2 separate regions of the Homo sapiens genome follow, and region 1 is linked to region 2. Evidence: chromatin contacts called from ENCODE Hi-C or POLR2A ChIA-PET data. All regions are on one chromosome and are shown on one strand. The core of a region is the stretch at or near the end of the contact, and the rest is flanking DNA. Distances in the headings are between cores, read along the strand shown. Region 1 overlaps POLR3B (RNA polymerase III subunit B). Region 2 overlaps RIC8B (RIC8 guanine nucleotide exchange factor B).

The links. A loop is a pair of places that touch in the nucleus more often than their neighbours do. ChIA-PET counts read pairs that join two places held with the same protein, here RNA polymerase II (POLR2A). Pooled maps may share reads with other maps.
Region 1: a loop to region 2 is called in a pooled map, with 5 times the contacts of the local background. The contact joins two enhancer-like sites. A Hi-C loop is called at or near these places in 4 of 50 pooled maps. POLR2A ChIA-PET finds 5 or more read pairs at or near these places in 3 of 52 experiments (MCF 10A, activated T-cell and common myeloid progenitor, CD34-positive).

The regions. Positions count from the first base shown.
Region 1 is chr12:106,416,486-106,422,338 of GRCh38, forward strand. The region is part of intron 12 of POLR3B (RNA polymerase III subunit B); the gene reads left to right. Among named protein-coding and RNA genes, the nearest start is that of POLR3B, 62 kb to the left of the region's middle. Within about 2 kb of position 2,231, at least 5 of the 41 ENCODE cell types and tissues checked have a DNase peak (open chromatin) inside an H3K27ac peak, as active enhancers do.
Region 2 is chr12:106,838,524-106,844,651 of GRCh38, forward strand. RIC8B (RIC8 guanine nucleotide exchange factor B) reads left to right here. Exons shown (of 10, transcript NM_001330145.2): 5 at 4,066-4,294; 6 at 5,329-5,424. Among named protein-coding and RNA genes, the nearest start is that of RIC8B, 67 kb to the left of the region's middle. Within about 2 kb of position 1,833, at least 7 of the 41 ENCODE cell types and tissues checked have a DNase peak (open chromatin) inside an H3K27ac peak, as active enhancers do.

The DNA of each region.
Region 1 (5,853 bases), core at 981-3,480, 420 kb before region 2:
CAAAGCAATCCCAACACATTCCTGAGCATTCTCTGTGTGATTAAGTGAAGCACAGGTCCTTTTCCCAGGAGCATCCGCAGCAGACCTGAGCTTCAGATGTAGGTTTCAAAGTTTTTAAAGCATGAACTCTCAGTTGGAATCCCAATATTAAAACAGATAAAAGTTGAGCCTTTCTGGTTGAGGTGGGACAGAGGGGTTCTCTGCCTCCTTCCCCTTCCCCTGAAACTCCTCCATGGAATTCATAAGCACAGTTTCCTCTGTAGAAGGATGTTTAGATTCTTTCACAGAGCCTGCAGGGTCCTTGATGATCGTGCCCCTCTGTGCCTTTCCGGCCTCATCTCATGCCAAAGTGAGGCACTTACATCTTCTCAAACATACCATAATGCTCTTCTATCACTATTCCTTTGAGTTATGCCTTCTACCGAAGCTGCCCCTCCCTCATATCCCTTTCACCCTCTCTCTAAAGAGGAGCTCCTCCTTATTCATCTTTTGAGCCCTCTCTGAAACTGTGACCTCCTAGGTGCAGTTAGTTGCTCTGTCTTCCTTAGGCCAGTAACAGTTTATTCAAGTCTTTATTTGCATGCTAAATTAACATGTAATTCTTTACTTCCATGCTTCTTCCCCCTTTTAGATTGTAAGCTCATTGAGGAAAGGAACCATTTATATTCATCTCGTTATTTCCACATATGTGCAGGCCGATATTTGAATAAGGAGAAGTTGCTCTCATGCAGCCTTGCAAACTGCATTCCAGCAAGAGACACAACCAAGTTCACATCTCCTAAGGCACGAATGAATTTAGGGACTGGAGGAACTGATAGAGGGTCAGTGTGGCTGGAGTGAGTGAGGTGTCAGGATGGTAAGAAATGACACTGGAGACCCAGGTGGAGGCTGGATCATCTGGAGCCCTGTGTGCCATGGGAAGAGACTTGGCATTCTACATGCAGCAGAAGACCATTGAAGAGTTTTAGTCAGGGGAGTGACATGATCTGATTTTTAGTTTAGAAAGATCTGATGTGGAGATGAACAGGCGAAGAGTGGACCGGCTAGAAGCTGTAGCAGTTTTCTAGATGAGAGATAGTGCGGCTGGGATGATCACAGCAGATAGTACCACAACTAAAATTTAAAAACTAGAATTATGAAATTATAGTAACTTTAGGTTCTAGAAAAAAAAATTAGCATCAGGACTACTGAGGAAGCTCTGTTTGGTTAATGGCCACTACTTAGCAGTTTGGTTTTTGGCCACCTTCAGATTGACCATTGTGCAAGGAATTATGGGTATCCTCACCATCAATCCCATTTTTACTATTTTTTACTTCGGAAAAACCATGGTGTTAAATGAGTCCATTAAAAAAAAGTTGATTGTTTAGAGGAATAAGGAATGGAGTAAGGAGGGGGAAAGGAGAGCTGATCCTGTTGCTTAAAAAATTAGAATTAAAAAGAGGGTTCCCATGTGCAAGAAAACATAGCTTTATAAACAATGTAAAGACATAAAAGGTATTGTGTTAGCAAAAATGTGTAAAAACAATAGCTGCTAATTTCACACCCCATGGGATGAGGGAGCATAAATGTGCTTCAGCTTTAGATAACAGAGTTGTCTCCACTGGCCAAGCGGGTTCACAGAGCTTTCCTTCAGTCTTGATGCCACAAGAGGGTTGGCAGGCCAGCCGCCAGTAGAGGTGTTAGCAAAACCTACCGATTTCAGGCTTAATCTTTCACCTACCTTTTCTTTTTCGGTAATGTGTTCATTATTTGCTGAGCATTACTCTATTCTTTGTCTGCAAATTTTTTGTTTCTAATGCAGCTTGCTTTGTATGGGTGAGATATGGAATGGCACCAAAATCCGGCACCCTGGAAAGCCAGGGATTTCTACCCTATGACAAAAGAATGCCGTCTTGACTTCAGAGATTGCCTAATCCCAGCTGTTCTGATAATGTAATTAAGGCTGCCTAATGTCTTTAATTTTGCAACCAGTTTGTGTGAAAAGGAGAATTTGGCACTCTGTAGGCTTAAACACTAAATAGCAATCTCAAGACGCCTAATTAGAATTCTCTGACATTAAGCTAATTGGTGAAACTGTATTTCAGCAGCTTAACTTCTTTATTAATTTTTTTAGCATTTTCATTGAAAATCAATTGATGAGCTGTCAGCATTTTTCCCTGAAATATGATTTGCTCTTTACTCTCCTGTCTTAAACAGGCTGAAAGGCCTTGTGCTACCAAGGTATTGAATATTATCACCAGCATTCCTTCCCTTTTAGTCATTTTACTTTTGACCTAAATAATGTGGTGTATTGTGTGGATGGCCTTGTGGTTTCTCACTGCTCTGTGAACTTGGACAGCATTTTTTCTTTTAAACTGAAATTTTAGGAGTAGGAAAATTTAATAATGAGGCAGTATTTCTGTTGACTGTGTTCTTACTTTTTACTTCTTTAGTACCAAGGACATTTCCTTGTGTTTGAATCAAGGGGCTACAATAAATTCAGCTGGGATCCAAAAAAACTTTGTCATAATTTGAGACAAAAGTGTCTAAGTGTAAGGGACTAATTAAAATAGAGCTGAGCTTTTGTTGTTTAGGTTAAGGGCATTCGATTCTGTTCAGGATGCTTATTCAAGTTCCTTTTGCCAGTTTCCACAGGAAGTTGCTGGAATAGGCTTCTTCATCCCCTCTCACCCCTCTGCACCTGCTTCCATTCCCATATTCTTTCTTTCCAAGAGTGAAACTGCTGGGTCTCACTGTAAGAAAGGATTAAGCTCTCAGAGGAGGAAGTTTTCTTTTTAGAACACTTCTGACATAGTAAATTCAAATCCAAGATCCAGGCTTTTCTATCTGAAAAGGTGGTTTTAGTAGAAAAGTGGAAGGACATGTCTTAACTTTAAAGAAGGAAAAGCATGAAATCCAGTTCCACTTAGGAAATTCCTTCTTTGGCACTAGCTAGAGGAGAAGATTCATTTGCTTTGAATACCTTCTTCATTCTGAGTCAAAAAACTACCTATCAGAAACATTCAGGAATATAGTCAGTATGGAATCTGGAAAATCTTTAGCTTAAACATACTTCACTGAACCTCAGAATTCTTTAAGAAATTAATTAGTATAAATATGCCCCCCATATTACTTTAATGTTTTGTTATTTAACTTAGATCACAAATATATTGAGCTTTTTTCTTCCACTGCAAAGAAAAAAGATGTGTACAAAGGGAAAAAACTAATAGAATTAATTGTATAGGAGTATTTAGTATGCATAATATCTATTATATTACTGAAGAAGTCTACTTTTTTTTTATTTATAGTGAGCCAGATATTTAGTTTTGCTTTTTTTTTTTTTTTTTTTTTAATGAACTTGATATAACTGGCATTCTGGTTATGTGTTACTCTGTTACATGCTATCTCAAAATGGTGGCTTAAAACAACAACCATTTTATTATACATACCTCACAGTTTTGTGGGTCAAGAATTCAGGCAGGACTTGGCTATTTGATTCTTTTGTTTCACATGGTGTTGATGGAGGTTGGTTGGTTGATGTTCTGCTAGAGGTTGGTGGGAAGGGCTGGAAAGCTAGGCTCAGGCGTTTCCAGAGTTGTCACATTCGGTGGCTCAGGAATCTAAGAGTAAGTGTTTCCCATAGACAAGAAACTGTGTGACCTTAGTGACCTAGACTGAAAGTCACAGCATCACTTATGTTTATTCTATTGGTCAAATAGTCCCCACCCAGATGTGGGGCAGTGGGGCACGGGGGTAGGGATGGACATGGGCCACACCTCTCAATGTTTGCTTCAGGGATCAGCCAGAGATTTGGGCAAAGTTTATATATATAGTTTGGAGTTTTCTTCCTTGGGTTCTCTCCTTTATGGAATTCCCCTTCACCTTCCAGCTACTCAAATCCAGTAGTTCAGATCTTTTTCTTCTGTTTCTTCAGTCCAGTAAGACTGCAGGTCTTTCTCTGAGTTTCAGCTTCCCAGTGTGGCTTGGACCCTTTTTATTAACGTGGCCTACCCTTAGGTGAAAAGCCTTAAAAATGAGATGTGTACCCAGTGCCATTCACTCTCAGTGTCCTGCTTTTGGACACTCCCTAGTGCCTTCAAAAAGTTTTTAAATGTTTTGTCCAGAATTTATGATTATTATCTGCAGATGAATCCGTCTGATAGGACCTACTCTACCAATTCGGGAAACAGAGCCACCTAGTCTGTTTTCATGACTTACTGTTCTATCCCGTTGATTTGGCTTCCATAATCACTGTTTTAAAATATCACTGTGGTTTAATAGCATTTATAGGTAATTTTTAACATAAAAATTTAAATGTTACATTTATATGTTATGAAGGGTACAAATAAAATGAACAACCTCAAGGCCACTACTCAACAACTAGACTATTACCAATAGCATTTCATTTACCTATGTACCCCCTACTCCATTCTTCATTTTCCCCTACCATCCTGAACTTTTGCATTTTTTAATTTCTTGATTTATTATATCATTTACATCTTTAATTTTAAAGTTTTAAAATTATTTATTACAGTATAAGCTTTGCTTACTTTTGAACTTTATAGAAATAGATCCATATACCGTATAATTTCTCTGCAATTTTTTTCTTCTTTCAACATTAAGATGTGTCTATATTGTTGCATGTTACTGTAGTTCATTTTCATTTCTGTTTTCCATTGTGTCAAGATGTGATACAGTATGATGAATACCACTTTATTCATTCTACTGATCAAGGACTTTGTATTGTTTCTCCCCATTTGACATTAAAAAAAAAAACACAACAACACTGGCATTCTTATTTATATCTCCTGGTTTCCATATGCAAGAGTTTCTCTAAGGAGGATTGCCTAGTCATGGAGTCAGAGTCAAGTTAAATTTTTACCTGAACTGCAGAATGTCACACTAGTTTGCCAAGTATTTCTACATTACGTTGTATATGAATTTCTGATGAGCTCCGTCCCATGACTTACTATCAAACTTTTAAGTTTTTGTCTAATAGATGCAAAATGGCATCTCCTTGTGGTCTTAATTTGCATTTTCTATATTACTAATGAGGTTGAGCCCCTTTTCATGTACTTATTGACTATTCCTGTTTTCTTTGCAATGTCTTTTGGGTTGTTCCCATTTTTGTTACTGATTTCAAGGAGATTTTTGTATATTTTGCTTCCTAATTTTTTGTTATATGTGTTGCAGATATCCTTTTCCAGTCTAAATTCTTGTTTTAATAACTTTATATATATATATATATTTTTTGAGACAGAGTCTGGCTCTATCGCCCAGGCTGGAGTGCAGTGGCATGATCTCTACTCACTGCAACCTCCACTTCCTGGGTTCAGGTGATCCTCCTGCCTCAGCCTCCCAAGTAGCTGGGATTACAGGCATGCACCACCACACCCAGCTAATTTTTGTATTTTTAGTAGAGATGGAGTTTCACCATGTTGGCCAGGCTGGTCTCGAACTCCTGACCTCAAGTGATCCACCCGTCTCAGCCTCCCAAAGTGCTAGGATTACAGGCATGAGCCACGGTGCCCGGCCAACTTTATAGTATTTTAAAGTGCTACTAATTTGTGCTTTTAGTTGCAGCCATTTGTCAACTTATCTAACTTTTAATAGTGCTTGATATGGTTTGGATCTGTGTCCCCACCCAAATCTCATGTTGACATGTAATCCCCGATGCTGGACGTGGGGCCTGGTGGGAGGTGATTGGGTCATGGGGGTGGTTTTTAATGGCTTAGCACCATCCTCCTAGTGCCATTTTCTTGGTAGAATTCTCATGAGATCTGGTTGCTTAAAAATATGTAGCATCGTCCCCTTCTCCCTCTTCTTCCTGCTCTGGCCATATAAGACATGCTTGCTTCCCCTTTGCCTTCTGCC
Region 2 (6,128 bases), core at 583-3,082:
CAATACCCTGTCAAAAAAAAAAAAAAAAGAGGGAGGAGGAGCAGGAGGAGCAGGAGCAGGAGACGTGAGAGAAAAAGCTTACGGACATTGGTCTTGGCAATGATTTCTTGGGTATGACACCAAAAGCACAGGCAACAAAAGCAAATATAGACAAGTAGAATTACATGAAACTAGAAAACTTCTGCACAGCAAAGGAAACAGTCAACAAAATGAAAAGGCAGCTTAAGAAATGGGAGAAAGTATTTTCAATCCATATACCTCAAGAGGTTAATATCTAAAACCTATTAAAAAACTCTTAATAGCCAAAAAAAAAACCTGATTTTAAAATGGGCAAAGAACCTGAATAGACATTTAACCAACGAAGACATGCAAACAGACAACAGGTACATGAAAAGGTACTTAACATCACTAATGCAAATCAAAACCTCAGTATCACCTCATACCTTGTTAGAAGGGTTATTCCAAAAAAAAAAAAAAAACCTCAAAAAACAAAAGATAATCGATGGTAAGGATGTGAAGAAAAGGAAATCTTTTTACACTGTTGGTGGGAATGTAAATTAGTATAGCCATTATGGAAAACAGTGTGGAGTTTTCTCAAAAGATGAAAAATAGAATTATTTGATTCAGCAATCACGCTTCTGGGAGTATATCCAAAGGAAATAAAATCACTGTTTCACAGAGATATCTGCATTTTCATCACATGGTCCTTACAGCACTGTTCACAATAGCCAAGATACTGAAACAACCTAAATGTCTATCAGTCAGATGAATGGATAAAATGTGCGTATATATGTATACACACACAGAGCAGAATCAGTAGAGTATTATTCAGCCTTTAAAAAAAGAAGGAAATCCCATCACTTGGAACAACATGGGTGGATCTGGAGGGCATTATGATAAGTGAAATAAACCAGGCACAGGACAAATACTCCATGATCCCACTTTTATGAGGAGTTTAAAATAGTGAAGCTTGTAGAACTAGATAGTAGAATAGTGGTTATCTGGGGCTGGGGAGAGGAGTAAATGGGGAGGTGTCAGTCAAAAGATACAAAGTTTTAGTTATGCAAGATAAGGTCTGGAGATCTCCTGTGTAGCAGAGCCTATAGTTAGCAATACTGTATTGTATACTTAGAATGTTGCTAAGGGAATAGGTCTTACGTTAAGTGCTCTTACCACAAAAGAAAAAAATACTTTTCAAAGATTTTGAGGGGTTTGGGTGCAGTGGCTCACGCCTGTAATTCCAGCACTTTGGGAAGCCATGGCAGGAAGATTGCTTGAGCCCAGGAGTTTGAGACCAGCTTGGGGAGCATAGTGAGACCTTGTCTCTACTAAAAATTAAAAAATTAGCAAGGGGCATGGTGGCGTGTGCGTGTGGTCCCAGCTACTCAGGAGGCTGAGGTGGGAGGATCATTTGAGCCCGGGAAGTCAAGGCTGCAGTGAGCCATGATCATGCCACTGCACTCTGGCCTGGGCAAGAGACTCTATCTCAAAAACAATTTTTTTTAATGAATAAAGAGGGCAAAAGGAAAATCTTTTGGAGATTTTAAGATTCGTTTACATAGACTTTACAGCCTTGAAAAAAGATATGTAAGCCCCAAATATAAAGAAGATACATTTGACCAGCAAGATTTATTAACAGCTATGGATCTACGTGTGCCATATCATGTTCTTCAGTGTAATTTCATGTTTTTGTCCAGCGATTCACAGAGGACTAGATTTTAGATTGCCTTTCCTCTCCCACAACTGACAAGGCTTTAATCAGGGCATTAAGGAGTTCTAAATAGGTCTTGCTTTTGAATCTGCATATCAGGAGGGGGCTGGGAGCATGAGCGGGAGGATGTCATGTCTCAGTGATTAATGATCTCTAGGAAGCTGAAAAGGGGAGTGTAATATACACAGTATTTCTACCCCCTGGAGTAGGAATGCAAACACTATTGTGCAGATCTGTGCATAGTCACTGACTTCCTGGTAGCTGGAGAATTTCATACACTCTTCTACCACAAATAAAACTGTCAGAGAAGTGACAGAGCTCAAAAAGCTGGCCTTCCTTACTTAAAAAGAATAGCTCAAACACAGTGAGCCAGAAAAATTAATTTTGTAGTTGTTTGGAAACCAAGTTGTTAAATAAGAAATAAGAAAATGGGAACTTTTCTTGAAAAGCCTAAAACCTCCAAATATTTGTTGAATCAAACTCTACATTTGGTTTCTTAAATTTACTGAATTCCTGGAAACTGCTTACTTTAAACGAATTTAAAGGGGAAACATTCCTTTGTAATGAAATGACCCATCTGAAACTTTTCAATCTGGTCTCTGGTAGGTTCAGAGCATCATACGGTCAGTGTATTTAAGAGCCTATTGCCTGATGTTTAGGGAAAAAATCATAACATTTCAGAATGGCTTGTATACAGTTTTTGAAAATAATTCTAAGGTAGAGTTATTTCCCCCCTTTTATTCTCAATGAATCTATGGTATTATTTAGTAACAATTTCTAAGTGCTTAAGATAGAAGCAAAACGTTCTGAACTATAGATAAGATAAACTACAGATATTTGCAAAAAAAAGTTTTAAGAGAAAGTTTTGGGGAAAGCTTATATTTCAGCCACCTTTGATTATTTACCAATAACCAAATATAGAGATTTTGTGCATAACACCAGTAGCAGCAGCAGTATTTGGTTTTAGTGAGGGCAATCAAATAACTTGTATTTTACTAGGAACCATTTATTCATATGACTTGTTAAATTATTTTTTGCTCTTGATTCATTTTTTTGATGCCCTATACATTACCACTTTCTGTTCTGCATTGTCTAACTTTTCAACTGACTTGTTACTGGTTTTTATTTTTCCATAATATAAAAAGAAAGGAAATATTCATTCTTGGGGAAGTGGAGCACAATTCAGGGTAGAGGAAAGAAAAATTTTTGTATTTCTATTTCTTTGTTTTTCTGTTTGTTTTGCTTTATTTTTTAGGGTGTCACTATAATCTAAAGTAGAAGGAGCTACTGGTCTAAATTAAGATAGTATCAGATAGATTAAGCTCTAAATTTGGTTTCCAAGTGGTTGGACTTTTAAATTGCATTTGCAGGAGTTTATTTTTAGTCAGGATGTGGTTATTTTTAGATCTGCTTCTCTGTCACTAGGAAATAAAATGCCTGTCTTTCCATTGTTGATCAGGAAGTTCTAAGGCACAGGCATATAAGAGCCAGTTAGCCCAGAACACCACCACTCCTTTTAGATGAAAGAATATGAAATAACTCATGGAAGAAAATATGTTTGTTGAGAACATATCTAATTTTGAAATTGTTAGTGTCATTTTAATCTTTTGTACACTGAACAACAGAACAAGGTTTTTAGGGAATGCCAAAAATATAAGGTTTGGGTTCCCCCTACTGGTGTGCATCCCAGTCTCGTGTATTCATTAATACACAGCTGAAAGGCCTAGGGGCTAGAGATTAGAAATAGCTATATTAACTTCATTTAGAGACCTGATGATAAGAAAGAGAGAAAAAACTCCATTTCCCTTTTTCTGCATATGTCTTACAAAAATTGGGATGATTTTTAAATTGTATTTTCTACATTTAGAAAGAATAAAACTTAATTCTACCATATTTGGTTTATTGTTGTTGCTACTGATAAGCTGCTTATTTTCAGTGTTTCTCAAATGCTTTATGTTGTAATCTAAGGAATAATAAAACACCAGTGGATCCACAAAAGGATTTAAAATCCCAGGGAAGAAATGCAAAGCTAGCATTGTTGCCATAATAAAATTAAGGAGCTGGCATTAAAGCTCACTAATTCCTATTTTAGCATTTCAGAAAGTGACATGACATCATGTGATTGTGTCTGTCTATTCAACATTTGTTTTTTTTCTAATTTGTACAACATATATTTGAAACAGTTTTTTATTTCCTATCTCATAGTAAGTGTCAAGTGTCCATAATGGCTCATTTTTGGAAAAGAAATATTTTAATTGACTCTTAAAAGTCACTTTTGAACTTCTTATTATGTTTGCATTTTAAAGGACTATTCAATCAAGTTAAAATATTGTATTTTTTTAATTGCTTTTCAGCAATGCAGTCAACCTTTTAAGCAATGTTCCAGTCTCTTGTTTGGATGTTCTCATTTGTCCGTTAACCCATGAAGAAACAGCCCAAGAGGCAACGACTCTAGATGAACTGCCCAGTAATAAAACAGCTGAGAAAGAAACAGTTTTGAAAAACAATACCATGGTATACAATGGTATGAATATGGAGGCCATTCATGTTTTACTGAATTTTATGGAGAAGAGAATAGACAAGGTAAGGCTGATAAAATGGAAGCCCTGGGAAGATGCTTCCAAAGAATGTAAATGTGCCATACATACAGACACACATCACAGAGCATGATTTTTAAATCTAAGCTTTTTTTCTGACTGATGTGCTGCATAATTGTTTTTACTTTGGAAAGCAGTTTATTACAATATATGATAAATTGCTGAAGCCATGTTAATTTATTTGTTTAATGCTGAAAATTATGTTCATGCAACACCAAAATTATGACTAGTGCTTGAAAACAAAGGAAAAAGTAATTACTGTTCCATTTTGTTACTTTGTGAGTCCTAGAAATAAAAAATATCCCCCCAAAAACTTGCTAAATACTCTTCATAATACCTAAAAGACATCTTCCCAAAAAAAAGAAAAAAGAAGACCTTGTCAATTTCCCATTTGTTGTGAGCTGTTTATACATTCTCTGGTCTATCACTCACTTTGTCAGGTATCTGTATTAAAAGGCAGCAAGGTAGCATAGTCCAGTCACCAAAATTTTGCTTCATTCAAGCCCTTTGGCTAAGCCCATGGGAATCCTAGAAAATGTAGGAACATCCAGGAAGGACCAAAAAAGGCAATAGTAAACATGAAGATGATAAAATGGAAATGTTTTTAGGAAAAGAATTTTTAAAATAGTTTGTAAGCTTAGGTAACATAAGATGTCCCCACCTCGTGGATCACGAGGTCAGGAGATCGAGACCATCCTGGCTAACATGGTGAAACCCCATCTCTACTAAAAGTACAAAAAATTAGCCAGGTGTGGTGGTGGGCACCTGTAGTCCCAGCTACTCAGGAGGCTGAGGCAGGAGAATGGCGTGAACCCGGGAGGTGGAGCTTGCAGTGAGCCGAGATTGCGCCGCTGCACTCCAGCCTGGGCAACAGAGGGAGACTCCCTCTCCCAAAAAAAAAAAAAAAAAAAAAGTCCCCACCTCAAAAACAAATTGATATCCTCAGTTACATGAAGGAAAGTAATACTGTTAGAAACAAAACTAACGTATTTCAAAAACATATGGTTTTTTTTTTTATAGGGAAGCAGCTATAGAGAGGGTCTAACTCCAGTTCTCAGCTTATTAACCGAATGTTCCCGAGCCCATCGAAACATCCGAAAATTTCTCAAAGATCAGGTAACTGCTTAATGCATATTACATTGCAAAGTTAGTCTTTTTATGTGCATTTTAAACATAGAATTAATTGAATTTTCTCACAATGATTTTGTTTCAGATAATCAGAAACTCAGTCTTAATCTTTGAAATCTTCTTAATCAAGAAGTGTGTATTTTTTGAGTCATTCATTCAGCAAATGCTACCGAGATCTGCTGTGTGTGCTGTGTTTTGGGCATTGAACAACAGATGAAGTCTTTCCCCTTGGGAAGTTTATTTTGTAGAGAGGGGGACAAAAAGTAAACAAATTTAAAATATAATGGCAGGTGGTGATAAGCATTCTGAAGAAAGGTAAAGCATTTTAAGAGAGAGGAGACACTTTAAGGGAACAAGGGAGGACCTCTCTGAGATGACATTTGAACAGAAAGGTGGAAAAGTAAGAGTATCTCTGAGAATGATTGGAAAGGAATGTCCCTGAGAGAACAAGTTCACAATCCCTGAGACAAGAGGATGCTTTGGTACACTTAAGGAAAAGCAAGAAGGCCTGTGTGACTAGGCCACAATATGCAAGGGGGAGAGTGGTAGATAAAGAGAGGTAACAAGAGCCAGATACAGCAGGCGGTGTAGGACTTTCCATTCTCTTCTAAGTGAGATGAGAAGATATTGGAGTGTTTTAAGAGGGGAAGTGATGTGACCTTATTTATGCTTAAAGATATCCTGGCTACTAT